Linked DNA regions of Mus musculus: region 1 is linked to region 2. The links are chromatin loops, found by intact Hi-C in ENCODE. Cell type or tissue: left cerebral cortex. All regions are shown on one strand. Links, peaks and the distances in the headings refer to the core of each region. The heading gives the core; the rest is flanking DNA. Region 1 holds the start of Auts2 (autism susceptibility candidate 2). Region 2 overlaps Auts2 (autism susceptibility candidate 2).

Evidence for each region. Peaks named below come from ENCODE experiments on the same cell type or tissue, not always from the same donor. Only the 100,000 strongest peaks of a DNase experiment are listed, where the experiment ranks them.
Region 1: it touches region 2 in a loop (2.6-fold over the local background); 4 of 42 quality-filtered maps call a loop at or near these places.

The regions. Positions count from the first base shown.
Region 1 is chr5:132,534,231-132,544,773 of GRCm38, reverse strand. Auts2 (autism susceptibility candidate 2) reads left to right here and starts at 1,554. Exons shown (of 20, transcript NM_001363480.1): 1 at 1,554-3,259. The coding sequence starts at 2,951. In left cerebral cortex, for the core only: no CTCF peak of the experiment used is centred there; DNase peaks (open chromatin) are centred at 3,096, 3,629, 4,231, 5,220 and 2 more places; H3K4me3 peaks cover 2,712 bases; H3K27ac peaks cover 1,724 bases.
Region 2 is chr5:132,394,739-132,405,281 of GRCm38, reverse strand. All of the region lies in intron 1 of Auts2 (autism susceptibility candidate 2), which reads left to right. Among named protein-coding and RNA genes, the nearest start is that of Auts2, 140 kb to the left of the region's middle. In left cerebral cortex, for the core only: no CTCF peak of the experiment used is centred there; a DNase peak (open chromatin) is centred at 5,623.

The sequences.
Region 1 (10,543 bases), core at 1,971-9,970, 140 kb before region 2:
GGGGTGATGTGCCACAGTGTTTATGTGCTTGGACAGAAAGAGAAGCAACTAAGAGATTGCTGAGAGAAGACTGTCGGTGAGTATAGATCAATTCCAAGTGCCTTGAAAAAACGCACAGCTATTTTATCCAGAGAGGCTGGTCGCTTTGGTTGATCGATTCTGGGCTGTAGTCAGCTCTTTAATACAACTTTTTATAAGCATCCGTTACATCGTGGTGGAAAACGTAGGGAAGCCACCTCTGCTCCATCCTCCTGCAGCTAAGCAGTAAGCGAAGTCTGCAGCGAGGGGGATGGCGGTTTGGAGTCCTCAGACTGGGACGGCCCCGAGCTACTCAGTCCCTTGCTCCAGGTTCAAGTTCCCGGTGTCTGGCTGCTCCAAAGCGGCTAGCGCCTCCTCAAAGTGTCTCCCACAGAGAGACCAAAAGTGCTGGCCGGGCGGGGGTCGCCTGGGTTCAGGGGCACTCTGGCATTCAGTGTTCTACCACGCAGAGTAGGGGGTCGGGGGAAAGTTTCCAACTCTTGCTTGATGAGCCTGGACGCAGCACTAGACTGACTACTCTTCTTGTCCCCAAAGTGCAACCTCTTTGGGTCCATACTTTGCACTTCCCCGCGCTGCAAGCACTTTTTATTTAAAAAAAAAATTTTTTTTTTTTTTTTGCACCGGGCGCGCGCTTGCGCGCGGGCAAAACACCTAGAGGTACTTCAGAGTAGTTGAGCCAGCAAGAGCTTCAGGAGTGGAGGAGATAAGGCACTCCGGGAGCAAGTGTCCGGAGAAAGGTGCCTGCTACGCGTGCGCGCGCGAGTCCTCCGTGCGTTTGGCGGGATGTTGGGGCAGCCTCCAAGCCCTCGAACTTCAACTCCACACCGGCCTGTGACCGACCCCTCCAACACACCCCCCACAGCCTCTGGAGACCCCTTCCGCCCCCAAGTGCGCAGGCCCGGCCGCCCCAGCGCGCATGCCCTGGGCTCGTGGAGCGGTGGCCAGCCCCTCAGCCTTTTTGCTTTCCACACACTCTACAACTAGGGGAGGGGGGCGGGTCACGTGATCTAGCCCGGCCCGAGGCGCGCGGGAGGAGGGGGGACGGGGACGCGCGTGGGAGAGAGCGGGGGGGGGGGAGAGGCGCGAGGGGAGGGGCTTCTCTCGGGAGCGCGCAGCTAGTGGTGCCTGAGTGGAAGGGGCGGCCCTCGGGAGCGCGCCCCGTGGTGCCGGGGGTTTTGGGGAGGGGGAGAGAGAACGAGGCGTGAGAGATTCTCGGGAGTCCGCGAAGGGGGAAAGGGGGGCGGCCCTCGGGAGCGCGCCGAGTGAGGCGTGAGGGGAGGGGGTAGCTCTCGGGAGCGCGTGCAGAGCCAGGAGGGCGGTCCTCGGGAGCGCGCGCAGAGCGAGGCGCGAAGAGGGCGGTCTTCCAGAGCGCTCGCCGGTGAGCGAGCTCGAGCGCGCGTGCGAGAGAGGGGGAGAGAGAGAGAGAGAGGGAGAGGGAGACGGCAAGCGGGCGGGCGCGGGGCTGGGCCGAGGCGGGCGGCGGCGGTGGGCCGGCCGGAGGGGGAGGAGCGGGCGCTGTGTGAGCGAGGCGGGCGGAGGATGAGGCCGTGCCCGGGCTCTGGCTGCAGCCGCCCGGGGACACGCCGTGCACCCTCGGGCTCCGGGCTCCGGCGGCGGCGGCTGAGGCAGCGTTAGCTGAGAGCGAGCGAGCGAGTGAGCGAGAGAGCGAGCGGCATCTCGCAGCGCTTCTTCCTCAGGCGGGGCGACGCGAAAAAGAAGAAGAAGAAGAAGAAGACGAAGAAGAGGCGGCGGCGCCACCACACCGGTGTATCTCGGGTTGGAGACTGCTCTTTGCTTTCCTCGTTGACTGACTCACCCCCTCCCCCTTTATAATTTTATCTTAAATTTTTTTGGAAGAAGGGTGACCTCTGGAACTGGGGGTGGGGGGAGATCTACAATTTGTGTGTGTGCGTGCGTGCATGTGTATGTGAGGAGGGGGTCGGTGGCACGCGCCAGGCTTTGCAATTCTTCTCTTCTTTCATCTTTTTCTCCTCCTCCCCCCCTTGAAGACCGAAAAAAAAAAATCCCACAACTGCTTCAGCGTCCTCCTCCTTCCCTTCCTCCTTTCCTCGGGCAACCTCTGTCTCCGCTTGTGATTGCGTGGTTATGCTCCCCTCTCTGGGGGGTCTCGCCCCTCTCAGCTCGCTCTCCAGCCCTGGCTTCCCTTGGATGCATTTCTTAAAAAAAGACTGGGAGCCCGGGAGTGAGTTTTTCTGCGAGGCGAGTGTGTGAGAGAGGCGGAGGTGTGGGGTGTTTTCCTGCACGAGGGGGCGGGTGAAGTTCATTGCCACCCACCCCTCACTTCACCGTGACCTTTTCGGACCTCGGGCTTTTTTTTTTTTAAAATTTTTTGGGGGGTCTCTAGAGAAAGGGAGAAGCAAGGCGATTTCAGTGGTGGGGAGAGAGCATGGCCGCGGGGAGGGCTTCCCCAGTCTCTTGATCAAAGCATTCCGCTATTCTGATTTATTGCCTGCTTGGTGAGTTATTTTTTTCCCCCTTTCCTCTGTAAAGGAGACCTGTGTGTTCAGCCATTACTTTGCTCGGCGCTGTTCGCAGGCATCTCCGACCCTCGGTGCAGAGGGGAGCCCCACACTTCGCCCTCTCGCTTCCCCGTCCCTCCCTCCCCGTCTCCCCGCCCCTTCCCCCTTTTTTCTTTCTCTTTTCCCCCCTGCCCTCCCTTCTTGTTCTTCTTCGGATTCTTTTTTTTTTTTTTTTTTTTATTTCTCCCAGCCGCTTTCTCCCCCGCGCCCTTCCTCGCGGCGGGAGGGAAAAGCCCGTGCAGGAGGAAGGGGGGCTCGGTGTCAATTTTTTTTTTCTTCTTGGGGTGTGTGTGTGTGTGTGTGGCCGCGGCCCGAGCCTGTGGCGCGCGGGTAGGTGAACGGGGAAGATCCCCGGCGCGGTTAAAAGAACCATGGATGGCCCGACGCGGGGACATGGACTCCGGAAAAAGCGGAGGTCTCGATCACAGCGAGACCGGGAGAGACGCTCCCGGGCCGGGTTAGGAACCGGTGCGGCGGGTGGTATAGGAGCCGGCCGGACCCGGGCTCCCTCGCTGGCTTCATCGTCGGGCTCCGACAAGGAAGACAATGGAAAGCCCCCATCCTCCGCCCCGTCCCGGCCCAGACCCCCGCGGAGGAAGCGCAGAGAGTCCACCTCAGCCGAAGAGGACATCATTGATGGATTTGCCATGACCAGCTTTGTTACTTTTGAAGCGCTGGAGGTAAGGGGGGACCCCCTTTTCTGTTCCCCCCATGGTTTCCTTTTATGCATGACACCCCCCACACTCGGCTGCACCCCGGTTTTCTTGCCTCCCCCGCCGCACTCGAAGCTCTCAGTCTCGGCCGAGGTCTTATTGTTGGGTGTGGGGTTGTATGTAGGGGGAGCTGGGGGCAGATTGGCAGCAAGGAGGGAATCGCTAAGCTGTATGCCTGGTCTGGTCTTCTACTGGTTTCGTTCTTGTCCAGCTTGCCTTTCCCTTGCGCCCCCTTCCTGCACCCCCACCTCCCTCCACAGCAGATGGGTGGAAAGAAAGGGGTTCAGGCATCACAACAATGCGCCCCCCTTCTCCACGGATGGTTCTACCCCCACTCCTTTCCTCTTCTTCTCCCTCCCCAATCATGGCTTCTTGGCTGGTGGAAGTCTTTGCTTGGGTTTGGGGCGCCTGTGGACTGTTCTCTGTGTGCTTTCTACAGAGCCATATGTTCCCATGCGTGTGTGTGTGTGTGTGTGTGTGTGTGTGTGTGTGTGTTTTAGTCTGTCTAGTATATGCTTTTTCTGGATGTCCTGGGGATCAGAGGCTGCTAGGGTTTTGTGGCTTTTCTATACTCCCCCCTCCCCTTTTTTTGGTGAAGCTGGGGAAGGGGGCGTTTTCTCCTTGTTGGGAGAAAGGAGGGAGGAGGGGAGAAGAGGAAAGGATGGAATATCTTTTTATATAATGCATGGGGCTATATTGCAGAAAGGGTTAATGACAATATTATCCACACACATACATTTGCGTGTGGGTTGTGTTGGTGTGTGTGTGTGTGTGTGTGTGTGTGTGTGTGTGTATACATGAGCAATTTAGTTGAAGGACAGAAGAAGGTACACCAGGGAGGGCTGGTATGAGGCAAGATAAAATCCTAGCTGGCTGCTGAAGGGCTTGTCACCAGTTGTCCCTCTTTTCCTTTTTTTGTATGTGCCCCCCACCCCAAGTGATTGGCTTTGTGTATGTGTTTGTGTGTCTGTCTTTATTCCTGAGGCACCTGCAGGCAGCCTTGGTTTTTCAAATGCATATTTTCCTGCCTGCTAAGAGGCTCCTGGTGTGTGTGTGTGTGTGTGTGTGTGTGTGTGTGTGTGTGTGTTTGTAGGATGGAAGGAGCTGGAGGGAGACAGTCCAAGGGTCACAGAAAAGTATCTTTGCCTGGGAAGATTTGCTTTGGTGCTGGGATTGGTCATTGGTGTGTATACATTTAACTGCTTTCTTTCCTCCTCTTCCTCCCTTTCCCCACCCTCAACACACACAGCCACACATACACAGGAGGTTCCGAGGGCCTCCTGAGTTGATCCAGGACAAAACCAAAATATGGTTGGTTTGTAGCCTTTCATGGCACCTGACATAATGGTGTGGAGAAACTTTTCTCTTCCCTTTATTTATTTATTTATTTATTTATTTATTTAATTTATTTATTTATCTTTGCTGATATTGTGTTATTGTTTCAGGGGTGCCAAGTTGAGCTTTGTTAATGAGAGCATAAGCCTTATGTGCACTGACTGTGCAGGTTTAGGTTGTGGGTTCTAGACCTGTGTTTGGATGTCAAGTTTAAGTGTTTTTAAAAAGGCAGTCTTCCTGTCTGTCAGACTTGTTCATTTCTGTAAAGTGCTTTGGATGGGGGTGGTGGCCGGTGGCTGGTAGCTACTGGTTGGGGAGGAAGGAAGGGAGGCTGGCGATCCTGGCCTTGGTGATGACCAGAGATTTTGATGCTAGTATTTGGCTTAAACATCCATTTTAGAGTTGGTTCTCTGAGTGCCAAGTATTGAGTGTCACCAGTCAGGATGCTTATAACTGTGTTTTTGAACTTTGCAGTGGTGGATGGGTACTGCAATGTGACCTCTTTCTTGCTTTAAAATGGGCATTGGAGTGGCATCATGTCTCCTAAGAGAGAATGCTGCCTGGGCTTTGGCTCAGTATGGCTGCCTATGGTTGGTGAAGGAAAGACTTGAAAAAGCTGCTTACAAGTGGTTCTGTGCTCTGGGTAGTTGCCATGCCCTGCTGGGTGGCCCCACTTAGTCAGCAAGAGGGGCCATCTATGTCTTCTCAGGTGGAGATGGAAGAAAATTTTGCACTTGTTTTGCTAGAAAATGTTCTTGGTCCAGTCTTGTTTTAAGCCTTAAAATTTATAATCTTTAAAGACAACCGAGTTCAAGATGTACCTTGAATACCATACCTCTTTCTGCGATGCAACTTACTTCTCCGAGACTTTTCTTGATTTAAAACCTGAGGATGATTTGGTTAGCTGAACGCTATGGTACTTCTGTATCCACACGATATCACATATGTAATGGTGCATTGGTATAAAGGGTATAATTAAAATTTTTTTTTTGTATGAGAAAGTACATGGAACAGTAGGGGTAAACTCCAATGCACCCAACACCCCCAGAGCCCATAACTTACAATTCCTATGTTGCTCCTTCTGTAGTTCATTGAGCTCTCTCTCATCTTTCAGACCTGCTCTGATGACATCTGTAAATATTTCTGCATTAACCTCTCAAGTATATATAAATGATTCAGATGACTTTAGAAATCCCCACAGTACCATTATCTCTCCTCAGTAAATTAACAGTTCACTAGTATTCTGTCGAGTTATGTTTTTTAGAAAGTTCAGATTTTGTAGAAAAAAACCTGCTAATAAACCTGTTAAAACCATGTATTGGAAGATAAAAATAATCATGTTTACTTTTTTTTTTTTTTTTTTTTTTTTTTGGTGGTGGTGGTGGGGGTAGTGGTGGTGAGCGAAGTGTAGATATATTGGCTGTTAACACACTGTGTCCATGTTGGATGGTTTGAACCTAAGCTTGCAGTGACAGTTAGAGAGTCTCTGATGTTCACTACACTAAATTTGAAAGATTTACTGAACCGTCACCGAAAAATGTGAAGGCTTAGGTGGAGCAGGCAATTCAACTCTGAGCTTGGATAAAAGTGTGTGTTGAGAACATGTGTATGGCTCTTACCCTCTTACACTCTTGTCTCTCTTTTGCCTCTTGCCCCCTTGCTCCCCCTCTGCTCCCCATCCCCCCCCCCCCCCAACTCCACATGGCCATGGCCGGCCCCTGCTTCTCTACTCTCTCCTTCCCTCTGCCTTTTTCTGCCTCTAGGACTGACTCTCTGACTTACTCTCTTAACTCCCCTCCCCATTCCTTGAATAAACTCTATTCTATACTTATATAAAAAAAGAATATCTATGTTAAGAATTACCACAGATACCAAGAGTTACCCTAAATCCATGCTTGTGCTTGTAAATGAAAATAACTTTTACCATGAATCATCAAGAAGCCATAGGTATTGGCTTGGACAGTTAGGCTTACAAATTACACCAGTTTAGAGCCATTTCTGGCAGACTTGGGGATCACATACTTAGGTCGTGAATAGACAAACTGACTCTAAGATTTTGTCCTTAGAGACTTTGTGGTGGCTGCGACTTCTTTCCTTCCTTCCTTCCTTCCTTCCTTCCTTCCTTCCTTCCTTCCTTCCCTCCCTCCCTCCTTCCCTCCTTCCCTCCTTCCCTCCTCCCTTCCTTCCAGAAACTCCTAAGTGATAATGGAATATTTTGATATAAATTCTTCCAGACCAGCTTTGGTTTTACAGATACTAGGCTAAAGGTAATAAGCATAATGGCAGCCTGCAATCTTATGCTTATTCTTTACAATCGTTAGATTTTTTTATATAAGAAGATGGGACGCTCAGAGGGCAGTTTGGCATCTCCCACATGTTATAAGCAGTGAAACTGGCTGAGGTAGTTGCATATTCTGCAGGGACACTTGTCTTGAGTAATTGTGCCCTGAAGTTCAAGTATGTGATTACCAAGAGTCTCATGATAGAAGATAAGAGGGTAGGTGAGGAGGCTAAAGTTGAACTGTGTGTTCTCATTACACAGTTGAGAAGCAGAAGTGCCATTTAGAAACAGTAGTTCGTGTTTGGGTATTCTTTAGATGTTAGGACGAGGGCAAGTAGTTCTAAATGTGTTGCCTGTTTTAGTTTTCTGGGAGGGTAGTGGGCAGGGTGGTGTTCTGTAGCACAGGCTAGACCTGCACATTCAGTAAAACCCTGCTCCAGCCTCCAGAGTGCTGGGCTATCCCACTTGGCATAAACCCAAACAAAGTGGCTTCTAGCACTCAGAGTGTAAATGGGAATTTCGGTACTCTGGTACCAACAGGATGTACTTCATGGTGTGTCGGCTGAGGTGCTTTTCAGCATTCTTTAGGTTTCTATTAGGAAGCCAGGATACTACTCCTGGCTGAAAATTTGACTTTGCAAATCAGTTATTTTTTCCTACTCTTCTTCTTTTCTAACTTGCATGTTTCTTTTTGTACAGCTGACCACAGGGAAAGAAAGATGACACTGGTAGACTTGCCAGATAAGTCTGTTGGTGCTGTAGTGTTCTGGGGGTGGGGGTGGGGTGGGGGGAAGACTGATTTCTGTGTGTAGAGGATCAAATACAGGCTTTCCCGTGACCATTGCTGCCTAGTTCTGCTTCAGGATTCACCCTCGTATCAGTGGTCTATTAAGACTTTTATACGGAATCTGACACTTTTCTTTCTTAGGTCTAGTAGGTGCTAGTCATTTAGTTTTGAGAGTTCACTTTGTAAGTTTATGATGTGCCTCATGCCACTCAGCAGACATGTATGCAGTGCTTAATACGTACTAGCCACTAGGAGTTGAGGAGCCTAAAATGTTCATAACGTCTGGAAAGATGCAATATCGTTGATAAGTTAAATCTAATACCTACAAAATGATTTTGAAACAGATACTTGAGTCATGTTAACTTAAGTAGACTTTTAGAGAGGAGAGAGTGAGATAAGGTTTTGTGTGGCTGTGTGTGTTTTGAGACATGGTCTCATGCACTGTAGGCTGGGTTCGAACTTACTGTGTAATGGAGGATGGCCATGAACTTGTGATCTTCCTCCTTCCACCTTCTGAGTGCTGGGAAAATAGGTGTCGACCTCATCTTCTATTTTGGCTGTGCGGGCGCTTTGTGTATGTGCTAAGAAAGCAGCCTATTAACTGAATTACATCCTCAGCCCTTGAGAAGTCCTTCTGGAAAAGATGGGCCCTAGAAGTATGTAGTGATTGGTGGATAAGATAGTAGTGAAAAATGGGAGCGCTTTCTGAAGAAATAATGAAGGCACCACAGGAAGAAGTCCAAGAAGACACTGGGCGATTAAGACTAGGGGCCGGGAAGTCTGGTAGGAAAGAGTACAGAATTATCAAAGAAGTTCTTAGGAGACCGGGAGACCCAGCAGCCAGACTTGGCCTTTCTGAGTAGTTGTATTGAGCCACCTTGGGACATCACCTCCTTAAGCAATCTTTTCCCCAGTCCTCTGTATGTGGAAAGATTGAGTTGAAGTTATAGCGAATGCTCTCAGGCTGAAAGGGAGCATAGCCTTGTCCAGGTCCCTCATTTGTGTTTTGGACTGCAGCAGAATGATCAGTTCTCAAATACATTTTAGAATGACTCGTTCTGCCAGAATTAAAAGTCTTTATTATTTGAATGTGAATTTGGATTATCAGAGGAGGAAATAGAGTGTACCTTATCTCCTAAATCTCTCTGGCCACAGAATATTTAAATTCTCAGCACTGTATCCATAAGTCAGTAGGGAATATGGGTTAAGGTGTCAAAGAACCCATCCCAGATCTTGGACTTTGGTGATCTCGGAGAGTCAGGGGATTGGGCTGACAGAAGAGTGTAGAAGCTCAGCTTCGGAGGCTGGTGTACGGGAGGCTGCCGCAGGAATGGCACATGAGGTCTGTGATAATATTAATAGAGAGATGTCCACTTATTTTTCTGCCTCGTGTCAACTGTTTTCCTGATTTTTTTTCCTAACCCCACCAGGAGGTGAGTGTTGGTGACCCCTTTTCACTAATAGCTCTTTCTCAGTGTGACAGCTGCTGCTCGATTCTGATGCCACCAAGTTGCCCTCCAGCCAATGCTTTTATCTTCCCTCGGACCCTTCTGGTTTTATGTATTACTGCTTTTTAGCAACCTGGAAAAGAAGGTTGGGATGAGAGGGGAATTTGACATTGGTGTTAAAACAAAGGTTTCTGGTTAGCTGGCTCTTGGCTTGCAGCACATGGCATGGTAATTCACAGAGGGTCAGAGCATTTCCAGTGCTGTTTCAGAGCTAGAGAAAGGCATGGATCAGAGTCTTTCTCCACGACTGGACTGTTTTTCTTTCTGTCTTGCAAAGTTTGCCTGTGAGATTGCTGAAGGAGGTTCAGGTCCCGTCATTGCAGTTCTGAGAAGAGTGCATAACTCCAGGTTCTGAGGACGTTCTGAGTGATTGGAGCAGGGGGAAGAGTGTGGATTGCTTGTGTGCGTGAACTCAAGCCTTTTTACCATACTCACCGGACTTCTGTGCTTTACTCTGTGAAGCAATGATTAGTTGGAGGAGTCTTTATGTGAGGTGAATTTGCAGGCCTTGGTAGGAGGCCTCCCTGTGGCTCTTGCTAGCTGTGGAGATTAACTGCTTTAGCTATGTTGAGTAAGATACAATGAGTCAGATGATTTAAAGAAGTGGTTGGTTCTGAGAGAGGTGTTCCATTAACACTTACTTGGAAAAAGGTTAATACATTTTTTTTTTTTTTATGGGAGTGTAACTCAATGGTAAAGTACTTGCCTAGCATGTGCAAGGCTCTGGGTTCAGTCTTCCAGCACAAAAACAAACCCAAAGTAATTTATTGTGATAGAGGTTCTGGGACACTTGTGTATAAAGCTATTTTTTTAAAAATACTGTCAAAAATAAATGGTGATTATTTAGTTTGAGAGATTGTTAAGACTAGAAAGTCATTAAGCACAGAAAACAACTGTTGGGATTATTGTGGAATAATGTAGGTCAACAGAAGAGTGAGCACAAGTACTGATTAGAAGTGCGTGTGCAGTGGTGCTGAGAGTGGATTTCAGTCACTTTACCCCATTCTGAATAGGTGTATATTTACAATACACTAAATGTAGTTTCACTTCGTCGAAGCGCAGAGGCAGCATCTCTTCAACACTTCCCCTGCACTCCAGGGTTGGGATTACACCCCATATGCTGTAGATTTAGGAAAACCACCTGGTAAAAGGATAGCAATATCTTATTTGATGACAGTCTGAAAAATTTAAGTAGATTCAAAACTCTTTTGAAAATGGAAAAGAAGGCTAGGGCAGAAGTACTTCTGATACATGATATCGAGCTGTCCCATGAATGTAGGTCTCCTGTTAGTTCACCTGCTTCAGCTAGAAGTGTGTGTGTGTGTGGGGGGGGGGACTTA
Region 2 (10,543 bases), core at 1,814-9,813:
CCCTGCCTCACTGTCATATTTAAAGGTGGATTCCGTCCAGGATGTCCCATTGCCCTGCTTGGGAGCAGTGACTTTCATGTTATCAGAACTTAGTCTATGAAATTTGAAGTGCACTTTGCCCCTCTGCACTGTTAGGACTGCACCCGAGCATTTTAATCAACTTGCTTTCACTGGAGTGTACAATTTTTCTTCTCATTACATCCGCAAGCTCTCAAGTTTACAGACACGATCTCCCTGGCTAGACTAATATTACATGACCATTCTTGCATGCAAATTCAAAATTTAATATCTTGCTGCAGGTCTGTTGAGTTTTATGCAAATCCAAATATAGATTATATTTTGGAGCTGTAAATTAGAAATTACATTCCAGGGAAGAAGTAATATTTGTGTGGGTTTAGAAAAAGTAATCTTGCAGTTTGCATGGCGCATGCCATTTTTCCAGAATAAATGGAATTTTGAGTATTCTGTATGGGTTTAGAAGATGTCTTGCCAGGAGTGCTACTGGTAATGAAAGGATAAAAGTAACGACCAGTCTATACATGAACTTAAAAAAAATAATTGTTTTTAGTTATTGTACAGAATCATGATTTTAAATATAACATTTTAACTTCATGCCAGTTTTAAATGACATGTACTATCTTATCTAGGTTATTCAGGAGTGACAAGTTCTCCCAGTGACTCACTCATTGAATGCTGTATAACAGAAAGGTGTTAGATTCATGGCCCAGCTCTTGGCTTTGATAATGTACTGATGAACTAGTCTCAGTCTTTCTGAAGCTTCCCTTTTGCTTGCATGGATATGTGATACCTCTGAATGAGGCAGGAGGATTATCTTAAGTTCAAGGCTAGCTGAGGTTTCACAGTACTTCCAGGCCCAGCCTGGACTTCATAGGGAGACACTTTCCCCAAAATAAATACATAAATGAACAAATGTCAATGAATATGCATTTTAGTATATATATGTATAGTATAACATATTCAGTATACCAATCAGTATACAGTTCTATTTAGAGAGCATATTTCTGTGACTCTTCCTCTCATCTTTAAAGCCTTTAAAATTTTAACTTCATGAATTGAATTCACCCACATAAAGTATATAGATCTGTGGCTGTTAGTATTATTGACAGAGCAGGACACATACCACCATGGTCAATTTTAAGATGTTTTCATCACCTTCTAAAGAAAAATGTCCCATTACTTATTATATGCAGATTCCCATCTCACTTCTTGTAGGCCTTGCCTTCCACCCTTTCCTGTCTTGCTTTGACTGTTGCTGGACCATGCGGTTGTATTTCAGCTGTTCATGTAAATAGCCGTCTGAGCCTTCCCTGCTCCGCCACATTTGCTTCTTTGGGTGCTAAAGCAGCTGCTGAAGACAGCGCAGGAGCTCACCAGTTTGGCCTTTCATATGGCAGCTTTATTCAAAACCGCTCCTGTACGGCTTAAGTTATTTGTTTTATACAAAAAAACAGTTCTCCCTGGCTTGCGGCTTCTCTGCTGCCATGTTGACAAATGTTGCTTCTAGTGAAATACACAAAAATAAATAACAGCAAGGGAGAGGGTAGCGCAGAGCTAAGTGAATTCATTTTGCCTCTTGAGTGCCATTCTCATTTGTTTTAAAAACCACCCTGGCATTGCAGGCAGGAAAGGAGGAGGCCGTGGAGCTGCAGGAGGAAAGGGGGCTCCATGTGACTCTGTGAATCCGGCTGCAGGGGCTGGTGGAACCGACAGCCTGAGAAATATCTAGAATGTAGATCCCAGGGATAGAGGCATTCACAAGGAATCCTGGGAATACCCCGTACCGTTTCATTAGATTGGAACAATCTTTGAGCACTCTTTGTTACATTTAACCCTGACCCCATCCCCTATTTTGATGTTGATAAGACTCAAATTTAAGCCTGGGTGATATAACTAGAGATGGAACTCATTCTTGTGGAGATTATTAGCTTGAGGAGGGACAAAGCAGTAACCCAAGTGAGAAGGCCAGTAGGACACTAACAAGCCATCCTTCCAGCATCGTGATTTCATTAGATACCACAGGAAGAAAGGTGGGTTTTTAATCTCAAACTTTACAGACCAGAGACAACAGGGTTTTAAAGAATTCTAGTACTTATTTGCCAGAGGTCACACAGTTCATGGGAGACTAGGGAAGTTGTCGTGGGGGGAGAGAGAAAGAGAAAGAGAGGGAGAGGGAGAGGAAGAGAGAGACAGAGATACACACACACAAAATGTCTGGATTATATAGGGAGTTCAGCCCCTGAGCTGGAAAGTTCAGGGTTAGAGGCAGAACTGAGGGATGATGGGAGGACCTGGAGGTCACTTCTGCTTTGATATGTAAAATATGCACCTCAGACCCACCCTTGTCCTGGGGTCTCAAACCAGTTTCTAGGCCTATTCATGAAGCACTATGACACACTTGACAGTGTGTCCTATGGGGTATTGCATCGATACGCTTAGGCAGCAAGCCTAATGGAATGGAACCTAGATCTTCTGCAAGAGCAAGTACTCTTTACCACTGAACCACTTTTCCAGCCCCTGCACTGTCCTTTAAGAAAACTGCCACTCATGGTATTTTGTAGGATTATGGAAGGGGAAAAAAGGGAGAGTTCATGGGTGAATGAAGGAAAGATGGACAAAAAGATGAATCTGTAGCCTAGGCTTCAGGCCTTGGCTGTAAGGTAGAGCCTGCAGGACTGTTTCTTAGCATGTACACTTCTTTGGTTGCATAGGAAGAGATGTGCACCTGCAAATGCATTGCCAGAGGAAATCATAGGAAGTTCAGTGTAATATTTAAGATTGTAATAGTCTGAAACCCAAATTTCTTCAGTTCAAATCCTGTCTCTATCACAAGGGGTAGATTCCTGGATTTGACTCAGTCTTCCTAAGATACTTTCAGTTTGTGTCTTGGACATTTGTAAACATAGTGGTTTTTTTTTTTTTTCTCCTCATGGAGCTGGAGGAATTAGATGTATTATTCAATTATCATAAAGCTCTTCTCACATTCAGGTGTCCCTTGGGCATCAGATTCAGGATCCCATTATCACCCCATGAATACCATATATTAAGGACATTCAGTTTCTTTGCATAAAGCAGCCTGGTGCATGCGTGTAACCTATACCGAGCTTTTGGAGTGCTTTAAATTGCCGTCAGATCACTTACAATACCCAATAGAATGTAAATGGCAAGTGGACAGCTGTTACAGTACATTGTTTAGGGAATAATGATAAGAAAATAGTTACCATAAGTCTAGTGGAGTCACGGGTTATTGTTTGTAGAGTTTTCCAAAATCTTTGTTTGGTTAGACTCTTGCAAATAGAGCCTGAGGGCATGGGGCATCAAGTACACTGAATAAATATTTTTCAACCATTATGGTCACCCTAGGTGCTATTTTCCTTATTCTATCTAACCTTACTCTTGCTAGTGATGTAAAATTTCACCCCCTGAGAGCTCAGTGCCTCGTGCTGCTCTGGAGCGCTTCCTTTGAGTTCAGGTGATCTGGTGTTCTTTCCTTGAAGTGGTATTTTCTGTTAAGAGTGGTGATGTGGACTTCTGGGGTAGAGAGCATGTTAGGATGGGCTCCCGGTGTCTGTAGGGGTGTGCATTCTCCCACTGGGAGGAGGCAGCACTTGTCAGAACACAGCCTTGGCTTGCCCAGGTTCCTGTTGTACAGATGGGACTAGTGTCTCTGAGCCCTTTGTCATGGGGTACAAGCCAGGGCTGTCACTGACTGAGCCTGGAATAATACCAGTATTAGTCTTTTTCTTCTTTTTCTTTTTATAGTAAGCACTAATCAATCTGCAGTTAACGCTGTATCTAATTTCTGAATCAGATGCCATGAATTACTGCCCCTGAATGTGTTTGCCAATAAAAGGATAAGTTAAGGCTTTTAATCAATGCTTCTTGCGCTCAGTATTTAAGGTCAGAGTCTGGTGTGAGACTTATTTTGATCTGGATAATTGTTGGGTTAAAAAATGAATGGTTTTTGAAATCGTGACACTGTGGTTGACTCTTGAGTGAATTAATCTCTGAGAAAATGGAAAACTGTCAATTTCATGAGTTCTCTTGCTCTCGGGTTGTCCTTCAGATCACTTATGGAAAAATATGACTTTTAAGTGGAAGGCATTCTTTCTCATTGAGAAAGGAGGTAAGAGACTGATACACATTTTTGAAGGCCTTAACACTGGAGGAGCTGAAGGGGAACCAGAGAAGAAGTAGGGATTTCTCAGATTGTCAGTGAGCATTGAGTCTCTGCTCTTTATGTTTTAGGTGATAGTATAACCTTGTAATGTTGTGTCTTTGGTATATCTTTCTCATAGTAAGCTCAGCTTCCTGACCAAGTTCCCTGTGTTGCTTGGAATCAACAGAATGTAGAAACACATTGCAGGGTTTTAGATACAGGCGCTACTGAGCAGCCAAGGCCAAGTTACTCTGCTTCTCGGACTCTCTAGGCTTTTATAATTATAAGTCGGGGAGGGCAGCAGCTTCCTCACAGTTGGGAAACATAAGTTGGATGACTTCCAGAGCAGTGTGAAGGGCCTGGCTCAGGAGAGGTGCCGAAAGGGGATCTCCTTCCTCTTCCTTGCACAGTTCACCTGGCTTCTTACGGCGTATGTGCCTGGGCGCAACTGGAGATGCGTCACATGGAAATTTTCCCACCTGAGGCAGCAAGTTCAGGATTGTTGTTAGCCAGGCTTCTTGTACTCCGTCGAGGGGAAGAGAAGAGTGAGTCCAGAAGACGCTTAGTTCTGGCGAGGTTCAGTGACAGTTATTTTCTTCACTGACCATTTGGGACCCGGGAGACTCAGGGTCTCAGCAGAGAACTTGGTTCTTCTCTTTTGGCTGCTAGAATTTTACCAGTCCTTCCACGGTCTCCTTGTCTATGGAATGAAAATGCTGATAGCTTGGGCTTCATTGTGTTGTCATTAATATCATGAGTGAATTGTAGTTTGCATCTAGTCAGTTCTGTTGTTTTGCTAGAAGGTACTTAGGAAAATTATCTTTAATTCCAGGAAGGTCTGTCTCCATTCTACAGCTGGGGGAGCTCATACTACGTAGGTGAGAGGAGCTGGCTCTGGTTTGGCTGAACTCAAGCTCTCAGACCTGCAGGCTACTGAACAGGTGGTGAACACCATTGTATTTTGGGCCTTTTTCCATCACAGGTTGATTTTTCTGTGGCAGAGTCACAGAGCCCTGTTTACGTTTGTTCCAGTTGTGACGATCTTTCTCAGTGACCTTTTGGGAGACCGGTTCTGGACCTGCCTGCCTATTGTGTAGCTCTGAGTAGAGTACCTTTTCTCCCCTCCCCCTTTGACGCCATGGGTAATTAAACTGGAGAAGGTGCTGCAGAAGGTCAGGCAGGCCTGTTGTCCCTGCCTTTCCCTGTCGTGACCTCAGTGCTGTGTGGAGAGCACTTACAGTAAAGGAGTGGAGATGACACGTGTCTCTGAGCAGCTGGGGAGGGAAGAAATGAAGTCTGCCAGAGCTGCTGTCTCTGTGAGGCTTTTGGTTCTAGCCGAGTAGAAGGTAGGGATTCGTGAAGGATGTGAAGTAGCAAGAATAGTTCTAGACAAGGCAGAGGCTGGAATTGGAGCTGGGAGGAGCCTTGAACAGCAATATCAGGAGATTTCAGGTGGGAGGTTGTGTGGGCTTTTCTAGGTCACTGCCATTGAAGGTGTCAGGGAGAAGCTGCAAGAACTTTTGCATGTGTGAAGCGACCTGACAGAGAGTGCCTGCTTTGTGCCAGGGACTTTTAACTTTCCTGCATATATTAGCTCTTCCACCCCTCAGAACTACAGGGAGGGGAAGGCAGCCTGCCTCACCATTTTGCAGACAGAAACAGAGGTTCAATGGATAGTATCTTATTGGAGGCCCTTGAACAGGGTCAGTTGTAGGGTCAGTATTCAGATGTGATTATTCAGCCCCGGCCTTTTCTCTTCCCATGAAAACACCCCGTGACCCTCAGAACACAGCCCACTGTAGATATTTTGCATTTAACATTGAAAGGACTGGTCTATTAATAGTGATCTCTTTCAGCGTTCCTCCTGAGACAAGGGAAGACAATTAGTTCTTCAGCCGAGGGATTAAAGACCAAGGGAGGTTAAGTGAAGTGGCAGGGTCACACATCAAGTGGTTTGGGGGACATCAGGCTGAGGTGAGGCTTGGAGCTGCTGGTACCTGTGCAGCATTTTACTAAACCACTCTTTCTAGTTGTGAATTCGGAAAACTGTCAAGGAAGTGGGTATTCCTGCCCCACTGAGGCTAAGATGGCATGAAACATGGTTACTACATCATCTATGCAGGCATCTAGGATGGCATCCTGGGGATACCCACCTGATTTTGTAGCATAGCCCAGTGAAAAGAAGCCACCTTCACCAAAATCTCAGTATTTCCCCTAAGCATGGAGCATGAGTTCTGAGAAAGATCTTACCAAACATTTTTTTCTTCTACCATTTAGTTGCTGAAGTTAAGATATAAAGCTCTTTCATGTGGCGGCGGCGGCTGCTGCTGCTGCTGCTGCTTCTGCTTCTCCTTCTCCTTCTCCTCTTCCTCCTCTTCCCCCTCTTCCCCCTCTTCTTCCTCCTCTTCCTCCTCCTCTTCCTCCTCCTCTTCTTCCTCTTCCTCCTTTTCCTCTTCCTCCTCTTCTTCCTCCTCTTCCTCCTCCTCTTCCTCCTCCTCTTCTTCCTCTTCCTCCTTTTCCTCTTCCTCCTCTTCTTCCTCCTCCTCCTCTTCCTCCTTCTCCTCTTCCTCTTCCTCCTTCTCCTCTTCCTCCTCTTCTTCCTCCTCCTCTTCCTCCTTCTCCTTCTCTCCTACTTTGTTGTTGTTGTTTAATTTTATGAGTTTGATGGTTTTTTTTTTTGTCCTGGGATGACCTGGGGTGTCACCAAGAATAACTTACTGGTGAGGATAGCTGTAGGAAACCCTTGCAAATGGCATTGGGCTCCTATTCCCTGTTTTTTGGATATTCCTGTTTATTAATAATTATACTTCTGATAAATCAATGGTTCTTAATGAGACCCTTTGGGGGTTGGATGATCTTTTTCACAGGGGATATAAAACGATTGGAAACCACAAATGATACACAGACATCTATACAGGCAAAGCACTCATTTATGTGAGCTACCATTGGGAGGGATAGTGATGGCCAACATACTGGCAAGGTACTTCACTATAAATGTTTATGATGCTACCTGTTAGACATGGTGATTCCTAGATGTCATAGTGCTTTCTTGGTATTTTTCTGTCCCACAAACACACACCCTGGTTTTGCCAGTCCCCAGCTATCTTGTGCTTTCTCCCTAGCAGTCACAGAGTAGAGATAAGTAAAGCTGGCATAGTGAGTGCATGATGGGTAGGTATGGATGGCTAAGTGGCTGCCCACACAATTGATACCTTGTGTGACAGGCTGGGGTGCCATCCGGCTTCTGCAGTCAGGCTGCCAAATACCCAGAAGAAAGAAGTGACAGTCATTTACAGTGTCATGTTTAGTCTTTTGCAGATGTGCTTACAGTTCTAACAAAGGCAGAGAAAAAATTATAGGGTGGGAAAGAAATGCCTACAGACAGCCTGTTAAAGTCTCAGAAGGAGGAAACCACTATTTGTGTGTTTTAGGAATGCTAAGCCCTTGCTTATGTAGCAGCAGGCAAAATATTGGCATTCACTTCTGACTTGAGGAAGGCATCTCTGAAGTCAATAGAAGGAAATGCCTAAACCTCGCGCAGAAAGGAGAGCTGTAGAAACACAGAGGATTACCTCATGAAAGCCTTTTGTGTATTTGAAGCCACTAATGAAATCTGCTTCCTCTTCCAGACCAGGAAGCTCCGATGTTTTCACCTTTACCATCTCTTTCATGTTTTTGCCATCCTATTTGATTTCTTAGCTTTGAATAATACTAATAAAAATATAGGTCTTGGCTGGGAATATAGGTGAGTTGGTAGAGTGCTTTCCTGGCATGCATGCATGGAACGCTGTGTTCATTCATTAGCACACATGAACTACGTGTGGGGGATGTATACCTGGGATCCTAGGACTTGGGAGGCAGATACAGGAGGGTTAGACATTCAAGGCAAGTCTTGAGCCTCAGATACGTGAGACTTGATATTTGAGACCCTGTCTCAAAAATGTAATAGCCCAAACCAAACAACAACAAAATGGTAGCCTTCTGCCGAGCCTGCTTTCTCGTAATGACTACTTTGAGTATGGTGAGGTTGAGCCAATAATCACCATGCATTCTCCTCTTACTGGGTCTTCTTACCTGTGCCTCTAACATTCTGACATGCTAAATATATAAATTAGCCTGTCAAGTGAGTGAACAAACATACTTTTACCATTTATATCAATGAAACATTTATATCAGACCTTCCTGTGAATGGGAAAATCCATTATGATGTAAGACTTCCTTATGTCATCCTGTTCACTTTGAATAAACTCTAGATTACTTACAAGACAACATTTGTAAGCATTGTGCAAATGCTGTTTAGAAAAGGGGACATTTCATATATTTAGGGGCACCACAACTTTCTATCTCTTTTTGAGATGGTTCTCATGTAGCCCAGGATAGCCTCAAAGTCATTCACTCTTTAGCCAAGGTTTGCCTTGGGTTTCAGTTCCCCTGCCTCTAGGTCTAAGAATGTTGGGTTTACAAGCAGTCAACCAATGGAGCCATATCCCTCAACCTTGAGAGACATTTTTGGGGGGTGGGGGTTTGGCTATTTGTTATTTGTTTAGGATGCAGAGCCTGTATGCATTGCTGGATGGTTGAATAACGACTAGCTAGGTTTGCTCTTGCTGTTTCCGTTTTCGGAAAAAGATGTATCCTGGATTTACCAGTTTGTACAAAGACTCTCTGAAAAAGCACTTCATGAATCCCCACTTTCTCCCTCCTTCTACCTTGGTTTCTTTTCTTCTCTGCTTCCTTCTCTCTCACTCAGCAGATGCCTTGTCACAGTCTGCTGAGAGTATAACACTAGGTTAAGTCCTGGGGCTCTGAGTGTAAACCACACAAAGTTCTCTCACTCTTAGGATGCCAAGGAACACAATCCACTGGGAGTGAGGTTTTCTTGTTGCAACAGGTTTGCAGAAAAGTGTGTTTGGTGGACCGCTGGAGGTATTATCGTGAGTGCTCCTTCCTTTGAGGCTTGCTGACTGGTAAGCTATCTATGATTTTACTTCCTTTACTGTTTATCTGGAGAGCCAAGTCTCTGCATGGTGTTTTATCTGTTGGTAAGAATCTGGGCAAGGTTTTGTTAATTTTCTGTTATGCTTCCTTTCTTGAACCTAGATGAAATCCCTTTGACTTATATGGAGAAAGGTGTGAGAAATACACATGCGATTTCTACTATTTATCTGTTCTTGCAGTTTTGTGGGCTTTATAGTTTTTGCATTGTGTTATTTAAAAAATTGCTTTTACATTTTATTAATTATTTCATGTTGGGGTTGGGTGCACGGTGTCAGAGCAAGAATGCTGATGTCAGAGGACAACTAGATCAGCCTTTCCCTTATCAGAGAAAGGCTTCACCTAGTCTTTGAGGCAGTATTTGAACTGGTTTTAAAAGCTGAGAAATAGCCAGGTACTGAGATGTTGGCATGGTCCAATACTGGACATACAAGAATGGTCTGCTACCAAATACGGCCCAACTCTGTAGAAAGATATATTGATCTGAAGATATCTGAGGGAGCTAGCATATGAGCAAAGTTGACAGCACATCCTCCTGCTGCTGCTGCTGCTGCTGCTGCTGCTCCTGCTGCTCCTGCTGCTCCTGCTGCTCCTGCTGCTCCTGCTGCTCCTGCTGCTCCTGCTGCTCCCGCTCCTGCTCCCACTCCAGTGGCCAGCTTGGCTGGCCTGTGCTGTTGTTTAACACTTGGGTTGGTCTTTGGATTATACCCTGAACTTCCTGGCTTAGGCTGTGCTTTTAAGAGGGGAATTCATGATAAGCTATAGGTGGTTTCCCTTTCCAAGGAGTCTGAATGACATCTGAATCTGCCAATGGTGGAATGGCCAGCATTCCTTCCAGGGAAACCATGCCAGGAAACTGTGAATAAAGGGCTTCTTAAGACTTTAGTAAAGCTCAAAGATACAGGACAGGACAAAAGACCTATGATTTTGCTGACCTTTCTGGGTCCCTTTAAAAGGTGCCTTTTACTCGTCTCAACAGCAGAGGTTCTTTTCTTTATCTTGTTTGTTCTTTTGCGTTGTACAAGGAGGGAGGTCAGACTCTTGGCTTTCCTAGTTAAGAGGTCAGCAGAAGTGGCAGTGGCAGCAGTGGTGACGGGGGTGGGGTGGGGGGTGGGGCCACATCCTAATATAGACTCAGTCCAACTTAGATGCACATCCTGTTACTTCCTGATTGACACCTTAGTGCCGCGCTTTTCCACCAGTTGACAACAACAGGAGATACCTGTATACATGAAGCTGTTGCTAGCTGGGTGGCCAGGACACTTAGAGAGTGTCAGTAAACACCTTGTAAGCAGTTGCTTATTGGCTCCGCAGGGAAGACATACAAGGGTTAGTTCCTACCTTCTCCATTCAGTACATGGAAAAATTGAA